Linked DNA regions of Homo sapiens: region 1 is linked to region 2. The links are chromatin contacts, found by Hi-C or POLR2A ChIA-PET in ENCODE. All regions are on one chromosome and are shown on one strand. The core of a region is the stretch at or near the end of the contact, and the rest is flanking DNA. Distances in the headings are between cores, read along the strand shown. Region 1 overlaps VMP1 (vacuole membrane protein 1). Region 2 overlaps TSPOAP1-AS1 (TSPOAP1, SUPT4H1 and RNF43 antisense RNA 1).

The links. Hi-C counts contacts between places; a loop is a spot of excess contacts on that map. ChIA-PET counts read pairs that join two places held with the same protein, here RNA polymerase II (POLR2A). Pooled maps may share reads with other maps.
Region 1: a pooled map shows a loop between it and region 2 (5-fold over the local background). The contact joins two enhancer-like sites. A Hi-C loop is called at or near these places in 4 of 50 pooled maps. POLR2A ChIA-PET finds 5 or more read pairs at or near these places in 3 of 52 experiments (activated CD4-positive, alpha-beta T cell and activated naive CD4-positive, alpha-beta T cell).

What each region holds. Positions count from the first base shown.
Region 1 is chr17:59,761,117-59,766,365 of GRCh38, forward strand. It overlaps VMP1 (vacuole membrane protein 1), which reads left to right. Exons shown (of 12, transcript NM_030938.5): 6 at 3,855-4,022. Among named protein-coding and RNA genes, the nearest start is that of VMP1, 56 kb to the left of the region's middle. Within about 2 kb of position 1,540, at least 7 of the 41 ENCODE cell types and tissues checked have a DNase peak (open chromatin) inside an H3K27ac peak, as active enhancers do.
Region 2 is chr17:58,337,336-58,342,542 of GRCh38, forward strand. TSPOAP1-AS1 (TSPOAP1, SUPT4H1 and RNF43 antisense RNA 1) reads left to right here. Exons shown (of 5, transcript NR_038410.1): 3 at 113-344. Among named protein-coding and RNA genes, the nearest start is that of MIR4736, 3.9 kb to the left of the region's middle. RefSeq lists enhancers at 213-282, 513-722, 1,733-1,792, 1,923-2,032, 2,473-2,522 and 1 more and a silencer at 953-1,247. Within about 2 kb of position 2,941, at least 4 of the 41 ENCODE cell types and tissues checked have a DNase peak (open chromatin) inside an H3K27ac peak, as active enhancers do.

The DNA of each region.
Region 1 (5,249 bases), core at 290-2,789, 1.4 Mb after region 2:
AGTCTCGAACTCCTGACCTCATGATCCACCCACCTTGGCCTCCCAAAGTGCTGGGATTACAGGCGTGAGCCACCGCACCCAGCCCATGTGTTTTATTTTCTTTGTGTCGATCCTGACTGGATTTGTTCAGTTTCTTAAGTCTGTGGATTGATACTTTTCATCAAATCTGGGTCTGTTTCTATTGAGCAATATTTCTTTTGGTTATGAGTTATAATTTGCTGCTTCGCATATCTAGTAATATTATATTGAGTGCTAGTAATTTTTAATTGAATGCTAGATATGTAGTATTAAATTGTTGATTGTATGGATTTTGTCTTCCACTATAGAACATTGATGTGGGGGGAGGGTGAAGGGGACAATTAAGTTACCTGTGGATCAGCTTGATCTTTTTAAGACTTGTTTTAAACCCTGTTAGGGTCAGACTAGAGTAGCTTTCACCTTAGGACCAGAAGGAAAGGTCGTACCTACCCAGGCATGACCTTTCTGGGTTGAATGCTGAGTCTCTCTACTCTAGCTGGTTGATCACAAATGTTTCCCAGGCCTGTGTGAACTCTGGGAATTGGTCAGTTTACAAATCCCCAGTAATTATTCTTTTCCCAGTAGTTCTTGTAGTTCTTTGCCTGGACTTGTGGTCTCACCTTAGCATGCAATGCAGCTTTGTGTGCCAGAGTCTGAAGGGGACCCCTGTGCAGATTTCTAGAGTTCCTTCTCTGTGTAGCTTTCTCTTTTCTGGTATACTGCCTCATAAATTCTGACTGCCTCAGCCTTCTTGAATCCTGAACTCGTGAACCCCAATCTCATTCTCAACTCGGCAGGAGCAACATGCTTTGTTTGGGCTCTTGCTCTTTTGACCATGGAATTTTTGGCAGGCATGGAATGTGTCTACAGACAAGAAGCCAGAGTCAATGTATGGTTTCTTCATTTTTATCCCTTCTCTTAGTAATCAAAGCCCTGTACTGCCTGTAGTACAATGTCTAAAAAGAATTGTCCCATATATTTTGTCCAGTTTTCTAATTGTTTGCTATAGAAATGAAAGTCTAGTATCCGTTACTTCATCCGCCGTGAGACAGAAAACCTTCAGCCATAGACCAGGATCCCTAACCCATGCTCCCACAAGAGTTGGAACCTGCTGCTCAGTAAATATATAAATTTTATATCCTGTGGCAGGTTTTATCCAGTTAGGCTTTTCAATTAATACTATAGCTGTTTGGGTCTTTACCCTCTTGTTTCTTTGTTTAGTATGGTTAAAAATGTGACTCATATTTGCTACATTGTAGTGAGACTTGTAGTTTTTAGAAAATATACTTTAAAAGTAGTTTGAATTATGTGTAACTTTTAAAACTTTTAATCAAAAATTTTTTTATTTGAATTTTTCATATAAACATATTTTTTCATTCAAATCGGTTATATTTAAAAACCATTAAGCTAAAATGTTGAATAGAACTTGTGAGGTTTCCTATCACTTAATATAGTTTAAACTATGAACAAAGGACAAGAAACTGAGTTGTTAATGTTCATTTTGTCTGGGAACCACCACATCTGCCTCAAAGGCTGAGTAATCATGACTTACTAGTGTGGTTATGGAAAATATATGTCAGTTTAGTTGAGTGAATGAACAGACTTCTTTAGAAGAAAGAATTCTCAAATCAGAGACTTGAAAAAACATTCTCAAATCAGATTGTTGAAAATTTCCCTTTTCAGAATAACTAAAAATGAAAACTATAAAGAACTTTTATTTTATTGGATAATGTGTTTAATCTGTTAGGATACATTTTTTATATTTCTGGAATGCAAATATAGCTTTTTCTTTCCTATCTATCCCAGAAATCTCATTATTTTAGCTCCCAGAGCAATTTATTTTTGTTCACTTGAAATTCATTTCTAACTTTAGCTGTAGACTACCTGTAGCCAAAGAGGACAGTAACATGGGGACAGCATGGACAAACTCTTAAATTTTCTTCTTTTTCACTTATTGGCATTCATATGTCTCTTTTGTGTTTTCTAATAGTAAAGGTGGAAGTTACAGCTGATTTCTTCTTTTTTTTTTAATTATGTCTGATAGCTATAATTGTATGAGGAGAAATGTTTCACAAACTATGCAGTTATTCTGAATATCACAAACTTTGGGGTTTTTTTGTAGTATCACAAAATAATTCTTTTTTCCCCCAAGTGTGAAATCTCTTGTGTGCACCTGGCATTTAAAGAAATGATTGTAGATTTCATGGTTAATCATAAGTTTTCAAAAACCTAAGTAGTCAAAGTATTTTCAAAATCTTATATAATTATTTTAATACTTTAATATTTCTGCATTTCCAAGAATTAAAAGTCCCCAAAAAGAGGAACAAAGGCTAAAACTTCACATCGATTTTTTTGATCCAGAAAAAACTAATAATTAACTGATTCAGTTCCAAGGATTTCATTTTTTAGGTATTATTTTAACAGAAAATGCCGATTCTATTTAGAGATAAATATCACATATGTGTGAACAACTTTGTATATTAACATCAAACAAAATTTTATTATCTTGATAGTAGAATGTCTTAGTTTTATTTTTATCACTAGATTTTATGTACTTTGAACCACAGATTCTTTCATCAAGTGATCTTAAAATACTTTCTTATACACAGAGCCCACTTACTTTTCTGTGGGACTGTCTCATTTATGAAAAATCATTGGAGAAATCTTTAATAGAAACCTTCAGATTCAGAAATACTTGCACAATATAATTAGTAATAAAATCTCGTGTATATATATGTAAATAATTTTATTCTACAAATAAAGTATTTATCTTCATAATAGCTGATGGCTGCTAGTTACTGTATGCTAGAGGACATCTATCAACCTATGCTTAAGGGACCCAGGAATTTATATTTTAACCAACTCCCTAGTATGCAGACACCTCATCTTGTGCTTTTAGGAACCATTGTGTAAAACTCATTGATACTGGTTTCACAGTTACATTTTTGCTTTATGATCTCACTGGGAAAGGTTACATGAGGTGGTAGATCACCAGCTGTTTTTAAGTAAGGACGTAAAGTGATATTCTCAAATTGTGCCTAAAAGAACAGTGGCTCAGGAAGTTTTTTTTAATAAAAGGAATTATCTAACAAATGAGAAATATAGATAAATAAAATAAAAGTCAAGCAAGGAATTAGATCAGTGGTTGCCGGGGACTAGGACTTGAGGGAGGGAATTGGCCACAGAGGAACACAAGGGATTTTTTTTTATAAGGGATGGGGCCTTGTTCCGTTGTCCAGACTGGAGTGCAGTGGCACAATCATAGCCCACTACAGCCTCCAACACCTGGGCTCAAGCAATGCCTCCTACCTCCTGAGTAGCTGGGACTACAGGCACATGCCACAATGCATGGCTAATTTTTTAAATTTTTGTAGAGATGAGGTCTTGCTTTGTAGCCCAGGCTGGTCTTGAACTCCTGGCTTCAAGCAGTCATCCTGGCTCAGCCGCCCAAAGTGGTGGGAATACAGGCATGAGCTGCTGTGCCTGGCCAAGGGATCATTTTTGCAGTAATGGAAATGTTCTGTATCTTGATTGGTGTGGTTATATGGCTGAATATGTTCGTCAAAGCTAATTGAAATGTAGACCTCAAATAAGTGACTCATTATGTGTAAATTTTACCTCAATAAATCTGATTTTTTTTTAAGTCAACCAGGAAGAGATTCTGGGAAGGATTATTTTCTTCATATTACTAACTGCATCTTGAAATTATTTAGAATTATTTTTGTTCTTTGAAAGCTAAGATTTTTCTTACACAGTAATTAATATATTTTTAAAATAATGTGTATTGATAATTTTTTAATAGTTCTTATCAGAAGTTTCTTGTATTTGTTTTATAGGGTCCACATATAGCCTCAGTTACATTAGCTGCTTATGAATGCAATTCAGTTAATTTTCCCGAACCACCCTATCCTGATCAGATTATTTGTCCAGATGAAGAGGGCACTGAAGGAACCATTTCTTTGTGGAGTATCATCTCAAAAGTTAGGATTGAAGCCTGCATGTGGGTAAGATATGCATTTTCATATTTGTTTAAAACTAACCTCACCATCTTGATAGTGTGTGTACCTTATTGAAATGGAATCTAAACATATTCCTTGTCAGTAAATGATTCAGTCAGTAACCAGCTACCTACTTCCAAGGCAAAAGAAACCTTTTAGAGCATCTCCTATTCATGAATGGCATTGAGAAGAAAGGCATGAACCATATGTATCACAAAGCAACTGAGGCCAAGTAGACTCCAGCAGGGCAAGGGAGTACAGATGATGGAACCACAGTTGAGCCTTGAACCATGTGTGGGTTAGGGGTGCCAACCCCCTGTGCAGTAGGAAATCCACATATAACTTTTGACTCCCCAAAAACTTAACTGCTAATAGCCTACTGTTGAACGGAAGCCTTAATGATAAATAGTAGATTAACACATATTTTGTATGTGTTAATACAGTATTGTATACCATATTACAAAGAAAATTATAAGGGAAAGGAAATATATTTATTATTAATTAAGTGGAAACGGATCATCATTTCCACTCCATTTTCATGTTGAAGAGGCTGAGGCTGAGGAGGAGGCGGAGGGAAAGAAGGGGTTGGTCTTGCTGTCTTAGGGGTGGCACAGGCAAAGGAGGTGGAGGAGGTAGATGGGGAGCCATGAGAGGCACACCCATTATCACTTGTACTGGCACAGTTCAAATCCATGTTGTTCAAGGGTCAACTGTATACTACATTATAAAATTTGTTCTAGTATTTCTATACCTGATAAACTTTTAGAATTTATCTAAGAGTTATATAAAATATATATAAATATTAGATTGGTAATATATAGTTATATATAAATATTAGATTGGTAAATGTCATATGTCTTACTTTTTTTAATTTAAAATTTTACTTTTATTTATTTGGCAAATAAAAATTGTGTGTGTGTATATGTATGTATGCATTTATTTATTTATATATTTATTTACTGAGACAGGGCCTTGCTCTGTTGCCCAGGCTGGAGTGCAATGGCGCCATCTCGGCTCATTGCAGCTTCAACCTCCTGGGCTCAAGTGATCCTCCCGTATGTCTTACTTTTAGATTAAAATACTGTGCTCTGGCTGGGCCTGGTGGCCATCCCTGTAATCTCAGCACTTTGGGCGGCCAAGGCAGGCAGATCACTTGAGGCCAGGAGTTCGAGATCAGCCTGGTCAACATGGTGAAACCCTGCCTCTACTAAAAATACACAGATTAGCCGGGCG
Region 2 (5,207 bases), core at 1,691-4,190:
ACACCTCCCAAAATGCAGAGAAGGCAGGGTGGCTAGGAATGGCTCTAGTAGAATTCTCCCCTTATCTTGTCTGGAAACAAGGGGCAAAGAGCTATCTATTTCCTCCTGCCAGCCTCCTGCCCCCAACAGGATTCCTCACATCCCAGGACCAGCTGGAAAAGGTGGTGAGAGTTGGAAAGAGACTGCTCAGTGAGGACTGCCCTGCGAACCAGCTTGGATTCATCCCGTTCACCTCCACGTTCTGCACTCGGGGCCGAGGGAAGGGAGGCAGCCCAGGCAGCTAGAGAACTTGATGAAACACACTCAATCTGAATCTCGCTTGATCGTCATGCTGACCCAGTGAGGTAAGTGATGGTATCCCCATCTCAGAGATGAGGAACCGGAAACTCAGCGAGGTTAAGTTTCACCTTCCTGAAAATCGGGCACCCCGTTTCTGTTCCCCAGAGGGAGCTCAATTCAAAGTCCCCAAAGAACAGGTCTTCTGTGAAGACCTGTTCTCCCCTCACAACCCCGTTGGAAAAAGCAGTGGGAGCGACCCAGGGCGGACCCTCTGGCCCAGGCTTGTGGGTTGGGGGGCAGAGGGGCCTAACTGGGTGGCCAGGTGGCCCGCAGAGTCTCTCCAGCAGCAGATGGCCTCCCCAGCCCTTTCCTTCAGAGCCTATTAAGCAGTCAAATGGGGGAGGGTTGGCCCCCAAGGCCAGGGACCCAGCAGCAGCAGCAGCTCACAGCACTGGAGCCGTTAAAAAGTGACTCAACCAGAAAGTGCGTTTGAAGTGACGCCCGCCAGGGCCCCAGAGCCCCAGAGCCCCAGAGCCAAACCTCAAAAAGACGAAGTGAGAGAGACAGGCCTGCGGGGGCTGGGCCGGGGGTGGAGACCCAGCCTGGAGCTGGCCTGGCCAAATAAGGGCAAATGCACTAGGGCGGGCCAATGGGGCAACAGCGGCTGGCTGCGTCATGGGGCTGCGGCTCTGGGGAGGGGGAGGTGAGAAGCCTGGGACAAAATGGGGGTGGGTGTCAGGGGTCCCGGCACCTCTTCGAGGGGTCCCAGGGTGGGTGAACACAGGAGGCATGGAAGCCCTCACCCCCAAGGAGCCTTTGTTACTAAGGTCAGTGGACCTGCAACCCCAGAGCCCCACCTGCAGGCTGGATGGGGTTCAAGGAAGAAAAAGGGAAACCTGGAGGACCCCCATGCCCCTGCCCCAGTTATGGGCCCTGGATCCCCATCTGCCATGGAGAACTGAAGGGAGGCCATAGGGACAGCAGCGTTGTGCAAGGGGAAAGGCTGAAGCACCAGTGCAGCTTCACCAGGCCACTGACTGTGGGCGAGAGATGTAATGGAAACTCAGTTTTCTCATCTGTGAAAGGGGAATAATATTGCCTCGTGGGATGGCACTGAGGGTCAAATGCAATAATAGAGGTGGCCCATTTTGAACCTGGAAATTGCCATAGGGATGTAATAGATGATTAGTGTAGAGGCACAAGGCCAAAGGCTGCTTCTTAGATTCTTGTTTCCAGGTGCTATAAACGATCCCTTTGCAAGGATATCATGTGGTTCTCAATTTTGGCCCCTGGTGTCTAGAACAAGGTAGGGGGAGGTGCCAAGGCCAGAGGGATTCCTGAATCTTAGTCCCTAAGCAAAAGCAGAAGAGACTGATGCCTGCCTGCCTCCAGCTGATTCCCCAGGGACATACCCCCCTTCATTTCTCCTGCATCTCCTCACCTTCCATGAATCCAGACCATGCCCCACCCCTCCTCCTGAGACCCCGCCCTCCATCTCCCGGCCTCTCTGGGGTGCAGGGCAGAGGAAGTGAGTCTACTCAGCTGACCAGAGAAAGTGCTGCAGCTGCCTGCACAGGGTGGGCCGACTGCTGTCTTGTTCAGTGCCTGTGATAACTCCCTTGCCTCAGGCCTCTCCAGCCCCTGCTGGGACCACTGGCCCAGGAGGAAGTCTGGGCTCTGGCTGCCACCTGCTTCCTCTCAGGAGTTCTTCTCCCTCCCAAGCATGGATTTGCATTTCCCCCTCTGCCTTCTGCTACTCAAGCCCCCAGGGATGAGGTGACAGTTAACCCCCCACTTCCTGCTAGTGGCCCCAGAGCGCTCACTTCCTTCCAGGTATTTTCCGGGATGGGGGAAGGGGTTGAAAGGGTGGTAGTTGCTGGGTTTGGAAAGGGGATGAGGGATCCATTTTGGAGAGAAACTGAGGTCCCCCTACCCTGCTGTCTGAAGCTGCTCCTTCCCTTCCCTCACGCTCACTCTGTAACACAAGAGCTCAGTTTGCAGGAAGAAGAGTGCATAGGCCGGAAGCAGCACACAGGGGCTTTCAAAATGGGCTAGGCCAGCTCTCTCTTAGAGGCCCAGGCCTCTATCCGCCATAGATAGACCCCCAAGGAAAGTTCCTTGGACTTCAAGTTCCCTATCGGGACAACATAATGTCTGCCCTCTACCCGGAAGGCAGAGGGTTGAGAATGGGGGAGTGCCAAGGCATAGAGGGGAAATGTTTTCCATCCTATTTCTCAGAGGATCTGGCATGCTGGTACCAGCAGCACAAGGCAGAGTGTTCTCTGCACTCAGTTCCCGCTTCCTGGGATCTTATGGCAGAGAAACACAGCATCTTTAGACAAGAGGTACTGAGCTAGGCAGTGTAGGACATACAAAGTAGCAGCGACCCGCTCCTGAAGTCAAGCTGACCAGTCTCTGGGGCTCAGTCCTCTCCTCTAAAAAGTGAGGGGCTGGCCTAAGTCATGACTCCCCCAGTCCTAATGTTCTGTGGTCTGCCTTCACTCCTCTGTAGACTCTGCATTTCACCTTCCCACTGGTGAAGGCCTCGAAACCCCAAGACTGAGGCAGGCAGCCATGTGCTCTTCTCCCCAGTCTAAACCTTATTGGTGCAACCTATAGCAATTTTTACCAAGTGTGGCTGTCTGTTCTCCTAGGTCAGACAAGACTGGAAGGGGGACAGCCACACATGAGCAACAGAAGTGACAGCTGACAGGTTGCTATGAATCCAAGAGGTAGAAAAAGAGTCAGTCCCGGAACCATTTCACCACATGATACAAAAATGGAGGTTTACAACAATGACTTTGAACCAAATCAGGTTAAATCACATTCAGAATCTTGTATCCAAATAGCAAGGAAGTATATAACACATTTTTAAAAATTTAAGCTAGGTGTAGTGGCACATGCCTGTAGTCCCAGCTACTTGTGAGGCTGAAGCGGGAGAATCTCTTGAGCCCAGGAATTCAAGGCCAGTCTAGGCAACATAGTGAGACCCTGTCTAAAAAAAAAGAACCACAGAAAAACAAACAAAAAAACAAAAAAAAAACCCAAACCAAACTTTATCTTATAAAAAACGAGAACATAAAGATTAAAATTTTAAAAAAACCTTGGCCAGGCACAGTGGCTCACGCATATAATCCTAGCCTTTTAGGAGGCTGAGGCCGAAGGAACACTTGAGGCCAGGAATTTGAAACCCTGTCTCTACAAAAAATACCAAAAATACCCCCAAAATGAGCTGGGTGGAGTGGTGCGCACCTGTATTGTTAGATACTCTAGGAGCTGAAGTGAGAGGATTGATTGAGCCCAGGAGCTGGAGGCTTCAGTGAGCTACAATCGTGCCACTGCGCTCCTGCCTGGGAAACAGAACAAGACCCTGTCTTTGGAAAAAAAAAAAAAAAAAAAAAGCCCTGGTGCTTGAAGGAAAATGTTTCTGTTTTGATTCAGTTTTGATGTATTTATGTATGATATATGTGGTGGAACACCTATTACCATTACCCAACAATGCTGGAAGGATGAAATTCTTGTCACACCTATCTAGAACTTACCTAGAGATAGGCAACCTTGGATAATGACAATTCCTTACATAGTTTACAACTCTCAAATTGCTTTTGCCTAAATTATTGTATTTGATTTTTTTTTTTTTTTTTTTGAGACAGGGTCTTGCTCTGTTGCCCAGGCTAGAGTGCAGTGGCACAACTGGGACTCACTGCACCCGTGACCTCCTGGGCTCAAGTGATCCTCCTGCCTCAGCCTCCCAAGTAGTTGGGACTACAGGCGTGTGCCACCACGCCCAGCTAATTTTAAAAAAATTTTTAGTAGAGACAGGGCATCGCCCTTTGCACAGGCTGATCTCAAACTTCTGAGCTCAAGCAATCCACCTGCCTCAGCCTCCCAAAATGCTGGGATTACAGGCGTGAGCCACCACACCCAGCCAAAGCAAACTTTTTATTTGAAGTATAACAGTGAACAAATCCTAAGTATATAACAATATATTTCCAGAAAGTGAACTGACCTACATAACTAGCATCAAGATCAAGATAAAAGGCCGGACGCAGTGGCTCATGCCTGTAGTCCCAGCAGTTTGGGAGGCCGAGGTGGGTGGATGGCTTGAGCCCAGGAGTTCGAGACCAGCCTGGGCAGCATGACAAAACCCCGTCTCTACCAAAATATAAAAATTAGCTGGATGTGGTGGTGGATGCCTGTAGACCCCGCTACTTGAGGCACTGAGGTGGGAGGATCAACTGAGCCCAGGAGGTTGAGGCTGCAGTGAGCCATGATCATGCCACTGCACTGCAGTCTGGGTGACAAAGTGAGACCCTGTCTCAAAAAAAAAAAAAAAAAGTGAAAGAAAATAAAAGAAAGAAAGAAAGGGAAGGAAGGGAGAAAGAAAAGAAAGAAAAAGGAAGGAAGGAAGGAAGGAAAGAAAGAAACAAAATATAACCAGCACCTTAGGTGCTTCTCATGCCCTCCTCCACCACCACCTATCACAGCTAACCACGATCCTGCCCTTAACATCATAGTTTTGTCAACTGCACTTCCTAGACAAGAAACTTCATTTTAGAGGTGACTTGGGAAAGTCACAGGGTTGGTGGCTGGTGGAGGCAGCAGGGCCAGGACTCTGCCCTTAGTTAGATACATGTATTTTCATCGCACAAGTCTCAGTGTTCCAGTGGGGTGTGACGGTGCCATCATCAGTCTGCAGATTGAGGGAGGTGAGGAGGAAAAAGAGAGGTTGGGAGGTGTGGGGCACACAGGTCAGCAGGTGCGTAAGAGCTGCTGGAGTGGAATAGAAGATGCAGCCAGGGGTAACTCATGAAGGGCTAGACTGGTTTCCCAATGCTCTGCACAGGAATCCTTGAGTAAATCCCAAGGATCCCCTCCCTGGGCCATTGCCCCACTGCCTCCATCTCTTTGGCTAATTTTAGACTTAG